2 separate regions of the Mus musculus genome follow, and region 1 is linked to region 2. The links are chromatin loops, found by intact Hi-C in ENCODE. Cell type or tissue: heart. All regions are shown on one strand. Each heading gives the region's core, and the rest is flanking DNA. Links, peaks and the distances in the headings are about the cores only. Region 1 overlaps Cask (calcium/calmodulin-dependent serine protein kinase (MAGUK family)). Region 2 has its middle 74 kb from the start of n-TPtgg3.

Evidence for each region. Peaks named below come from ENCODE experiments on the same cell type or tissue, not always from the same donor. Only the 100,000 strongest peaks of a DNase experiment are listed, where the experiment ranks them.
Region 1: a loop joins it to region 2, with 3 times the contacts of the local background. A loop is called at or near these places in 4 of 42 quality-filtered maps.

The regions. Positions count from the first base shown.
Region 1 is chrX:13,713,350-13,716,167 of GRCm38, forward strand. It overlaps Cask (calcium/calmodulin-dependent serine protein kinase (MAGUK family)), which reads right to left. Exons shown (of 27, transcript NM_001284503.1): 3 at 1,317-1,422. Among named protein-coding and RNA genes, the nearest start is that of Gpr82, 53 kb to the left of the region's middle. In heart, for the core only: no CTCF peak of the experiment used is centred there; no DNase peak of the experiment used is centred there.
Region 2 is chrX:14,627,243-14,630,060 of GRCm38, forward strand. No RefSeq gene overlaps it. Among named protein-coding and RNA genes, the nearest start is that of n-TPtgg3, 74 kb to the right of the region's middle. In heart, for the core only: no CTCF peak of the experiment used is centred there; a DNase peak (open chromatin) is centred at 1,429.

The sequences.
Region 1 (2,818 bases), core at 278-2,777, 910 kb before region 2:
TCAAAACATTTACATCTTTCCCAGTAAAAAGTCACTTATGTAGCTGAACTTTTCTTCAATTTGAGTTTCTTTGTTTCAGTTCTTTAGATTCAAACTTCTACATAGATAGGTAAAGTATTAGTGAGCCTTCTATAGGGTGCAACTTGTAAAATGCCTCCCTGAGGTTCCCACTTCTTGCTATGTAGGTCTTGGTATGTGAGCTTGATCCAATGACTCATTTCTAGATAATACAATATGCCAGAAGAGATGTTGTGCAACTTTTGGAATTAGGTTCTAAGGTTGATGTCTATTTTTGTTGCTTGCTCTGTCAAAGCTAGTAGCCATCCTAATTTATGAAGAGGTCCAATGACAAGGGACAAAGGAATGCCTCTGGCCAATGGCTCTTGGGAACTGAGGTCCTCACTCATTACATGATTGCTAGCAGCCATGTGAATGAAATTGGAAGCACATCCACCCTCAGTAGAGTCTTAAGATGCTCTGGCCCTTAACTTAGCATCTTGTGAGTGATCTAGAGCCAGAAGACTTATCTAAGTTGAACTTCATTCCTGATGCTCAGAGAGTGAGGTAATACATGGATATTGCTTAAAAGTCACTAAAGTTTAGAGTAATGTATTATGAAGCAATAGACAATGAATACATGAATACATCATCTTATTTTGATATCTTGAATAGTGAAGCTGGTTATCTTCCTTTTTCTATTTTCCTAATCAAAGTCATGGGTTAATTTTAAATAGAAAGAGATTAAAGACAAAATATTGAATAATGATATCCCATAAAGCTTTACATAATCTCTTTGAACATTTATCCAAGCATCTATAGATTATTTAGTTGTGCTTGGCTCACACTGCTCCATCTTAAACAAACTTATGTGACTGTCAAAGTGAAGTAGCATATTGAAATCAAGACACTGTTAGTGGAGAAGTTTCCTTTTATGGCAATATGATTACATAAAAAGAGAAAGTTATGTGTGTTATTATACATTTTGAGTTGCCAGAGAGACTTTCTATGTGGAATCCTCTACTTTCATCTTCCTCTTCTTCACTAAGATCCAAACTCAAGATTTTGGGAGACTCTAGGTCATTTTAGAGCCTCTTCTCTGAAGAGTACTGACAATGTAAGCGTACTTGGTATGGCCAGCTTTTGTTGCCTTTGCCATTTGTCCTTAAATGAGAAAGTCCTTGTTTTTTACCTGTGACTCCAGGTCTCTTGAATCAGATGAGTCCACAACTGTTGCTAAACTTGAAGAAAAAGGTGTTAAGATTTTCTGCAACCAATATCACTTAAAACTTTACTCGAGAAATAAAATGTCCACTCACAATTCAAAAACCATGTAAAGCATCCCATCTGAGCTATATGTCTCCAACAGCTCTACAATGTGTGGATGCTTCAGCATATGACAGATACTGGCTTCCCGCTTTAGATCTGCAAAACAAACACACAGCACACTTCATTAGGTAGGAACAAGAGACAATTAGAGTGAAGGATGAATGAATGGATGGATGTGATCTATGGTAACATGAAGACTTCTCTGTCTAAAAAGATGAAATCCCCCATTTAAACTAAGCTTATCTTCTCACCCTTTCACATCTATGGCAATACAACATTCCATCTTTGTCAGCTTCCATCCAGATATGGGAGGAAGCTTTTACTAATAAAGGTTCTCATTCCTTTGTGCACAGAATCAGCTTGTCCCAAAGTAAAATAAGTGCATGTATATTCCCACAAACTCTTCCAGTCAAGTTTCAGCCTCCAAATTGATAACTTCTCCTTGATCTGCTGATAAGTAACTCAATTTATTGTTTTGAATTTTACCTTTATCTTACTTTTCCTTAAGCCAGATAAGAATAAAATATAGCACTTAGAGACATTTCACAGAATTTATGTGGAATATAATAAGAAATAGTATGGTTTACACAAAAAGGCACTGTTCCCACAGCTAAAGTTAGGATGAATCAACTGATTAGGTTTTGCAGTGATGGAAAAGGATTTCAGGGTCTTCTGTATTATAAATATTTGGTCTGTTGTTAAATTACAGCTCTAGCCTGGGGAATTTTAAAATATTATCTACAAAACATGTTGACTAACTCAGGATCTTTAAAAGAACAAACAGATAATGCAGGTAGCACTACCATGTATAAGATGAAAGTACTGTTTGCAGCTGGGCATGGTAGCATCTCTTTGTAATCCTAGCACTTGGAAGGTGGAGGTAGGAGGATCAGGAGTTCAAGGCTACCTATACCTAGATGGTGAGTTTAAGGCAAACCTGGGCTACATGAGACAATATCTTATAACAATAACAACTACAAAACAACAACAAAATAATCCTATTTGGAAAACAAAATTAATATCAACATCCTCACATTAATGTTGGGCAGGGACATCACTTGTTTTATATATAACTAAAGTCTTCCACTACTAATAGTGCTAAACCTGTTTGCTGATGCATAAAATACAATGTGGTGTTGTTATATCTGAAAGTAGAAGGGGAGACAAGAGAGTACCAAGTCCACACTGCACAATGCAATAGACAACATGAACTCTTTTTTTGTTTATTAATTCAAACTTAGTCCTGTCATCAAGAGTAATGGTTGCAGATAAAACCTTACAAAACCTACTCACATACAGGCAACATAAAGAAAAGAAGGCAGTACAGAATAGGTACCATGAGAAACGGAAAGATCAATAATACAATGTTAATAAAGTCAAGCACATAGAGAAAATAAAGGTATATAAAGGTTGGAATCTGAGAAAAAGCCATGAACATTCTGAGCTGGTAAAGTTCCAAGGAGAGGTCAGTCAGTGTCAGGAACTAGGGAAG
Region 2 (2,818 bases), core at 309-2,808:
TAACTATTCATGTTCTCCTATAGTCTTAAGGGGATTGCAACCCACATGTTGAGAACTGTTGACCTAGAGGGAGCCATTTGCCTGCCTTTACCTGTTTGTAGAGCTGTGATTCAGCTGAAGTTTCACTATTGATTAGAACCTCTGAACATTGAATACTACCCCCAGCGAAGGATACTGAAGAAAAATACTGACTGTAGCCTTAGAAACCTAAAGTCTCATACCAAAGGTGTGAATGTTTCTTTGAGGTTTAGTAATTAAATAATGCTTCTTATTTTTACTCTTTGCTTTTAAGATGGCATTAAAGAAGGTTCTAATGAGTACAAGACAAGGAAGCAGAGTCCAATTTTAAGAATTGAATGAACAAAGTGAAATAATCATTTGCAGAAATCTAAGTGTTGACATAAAAAAATTTTAAGAGGCTCAACAGGTAATTAGAAGTAATATGAAATATCAACATTAGTGGCTGAAAATAAAATCTGAAATTCAGCAGCAACTAATTTTAAAAGAGTAATTTAAAGACTTTTACATATGAAAATATTTAATAAAGAATATAAATGTAACCTAATATAGAGAAGCAAAGAGAAGTTGCTACCTGATTATAGAGGTTGTTTTCATAAGATGTCCTACAGTTTCTTTGTATGTGAGAGTAGTTTGATAAGATGGGATTAAAATTTAAATAAAGTGATTAAAATCCTGGAAACTAAAAGACAATTTTGAAAAAAAATAATAAATATAAGCCAGGTGGTAGAATGTGCCTTCACAGACACATACACACACACACACACACACACATATTGCATTATTTTATATATGTATTACTTGAAATGAAAAACTACTTCTGCAAGATTAAAAAAAATGACTGCCTATCATAGGAGGAAACAAACATTTTTGATGTGTGTATGTGTGTGTGTATGTGTGTGTGACCTGTTTGAAAATAGGACTCTTCTAAGGCCAGATCTCATTGAAGCATGAAAACAATAAATCCTTTCCTGCAAAGACACAACCATGTGAGCATTTCAGAGTGAAACTATGCGAATTGTTTATTCAGCTTTTAAGCTCTTCCCTTTCACAGCGGATGTAGACAGCAATGGGGACTTGCAGGGGGATTTGTGAAGAAATGTCTTTGACAGCTGTTGGCTGTCTTCCCCACAAATGCCTTCTGTGGTAGGAGGACTAGGGTTGTTCTCTCTTTAACTTCAGTCTGAGGAGAACAAACGATTCTGAGACGCGGGGAAGTAGGTCCTCAATTAGGGGGAGCAGGGAGGACCTGGATTGGGTTTGCTCAGAAGTCGAGAGGCTCTGTGAGGAACAGGAAATTGCTTTGATGATAAAGTAAAATATACCCGCACTGCGGTGGCCATCCATCCCTGGAGTTGGCTGGTGCCCAGAGGTCAGAGTGCTTCCCAGGGATTAGACAAGACTGCATACAGAAGAGAAAGCCAGCCTGGAGCTATGCACATCTTTATCCTAGAGAAACACTACTAAACAGCAAAAGAATGTGACTCATCAGGGACCTAGAAGGAGCGTCCTGGACTCAGGAAGTACACAAATACTGAAAGGGAAGCAGCCAGGGGAGGAGCTACTTTGGTCCGGTTCACAGAAAGTTCAGATTAATGCCTCAGGGGAAATCTCTGTAAATGCTCTGAGAATAAAAGCTAACTTCAAGTGTCTAGAGGCTTAGTGAACATGAAATCCTCTTTGGCATGCTCCTTTCTCTTTAGGTCTTTTGGAATCAGAAAGCTAGCAAGGAAGGCAGCAGCAGCAGCAGTTGGAAGGCTTTATGTAAAGACAACAAATAGAAGGATTGTAAAAAAAAAAAAAAAAAAAAAAAAAAAAAAACAAATAGAAGGATTGTGGACTGTTCCCACAGCACAGCCATCTCATCTACAGGGGGCTCAAGGAGGTAGAAACAATGTAACTACAGCAGACCCAAGTTACAGTTCATATACAGCTCTATATACAAACTCCTGCTAAAGTATCAAAAGTGTATTGCTGAAAATCCTTTCATGCCCCTCCCCAAATTACGCACTATGGAGAACTGGATCCTGAACAATATATAATTAAGTGAAACCACTCAAAACCCGTGGAAATTTCTAACCAGATTATTAACAAAACTGATAGAAATCCTAAATAAAATGTCCATGTAGTTCAATCTTCATTGAAATTTACACAAAACCATGTAACAGAATGATCTCTGAGCACTCTTCCACATTGTACCTTTACTATTTAAGATACTAAGGGCATTCTGTTCTGAGAAGAAATTTTTATCCACACTGTAAATCAGGTCCAGAGCACAAGCATTTTTAAGGCTGCATTCATCTTCTTCCCTCCATCTCTCCCTCCTTCTTTCTTTCCTTATAATGAATATGATTTATATAATATCGTATCTTAAGTTAACACACACACACACACACACACACCTCAGTATTGAATTTTAGAAAGTCCCAAGAAGCCATCCAATTGAAATTATTGAAGAGAAACGTTCCATACCATCATAAAAGTTGCTCACCAAGATACTGGTTCACTTAGGCTCGTATGCCAATCTCATCACTTGATCAGATTTTCAAGTGTCTAATACAGTTTGGTGTTAAATTCAATTTTTCTTTTAAATTTTACATGGTGCCATTACCTAGACACAGTTATTGCAATCACAACATAGAAACAAAGAAGAAATAAAAAGAGACATAATAGAAATGGAACACAAGTCAGGCACTATCATGAAGATCTCTATTTGGCCACTGAGTACTAACTAGATGCAAGTCCACCTGAGGATAAGAGATGACTGGTAAACTAACCAGTTATGCCAGGAAAAAGAAAG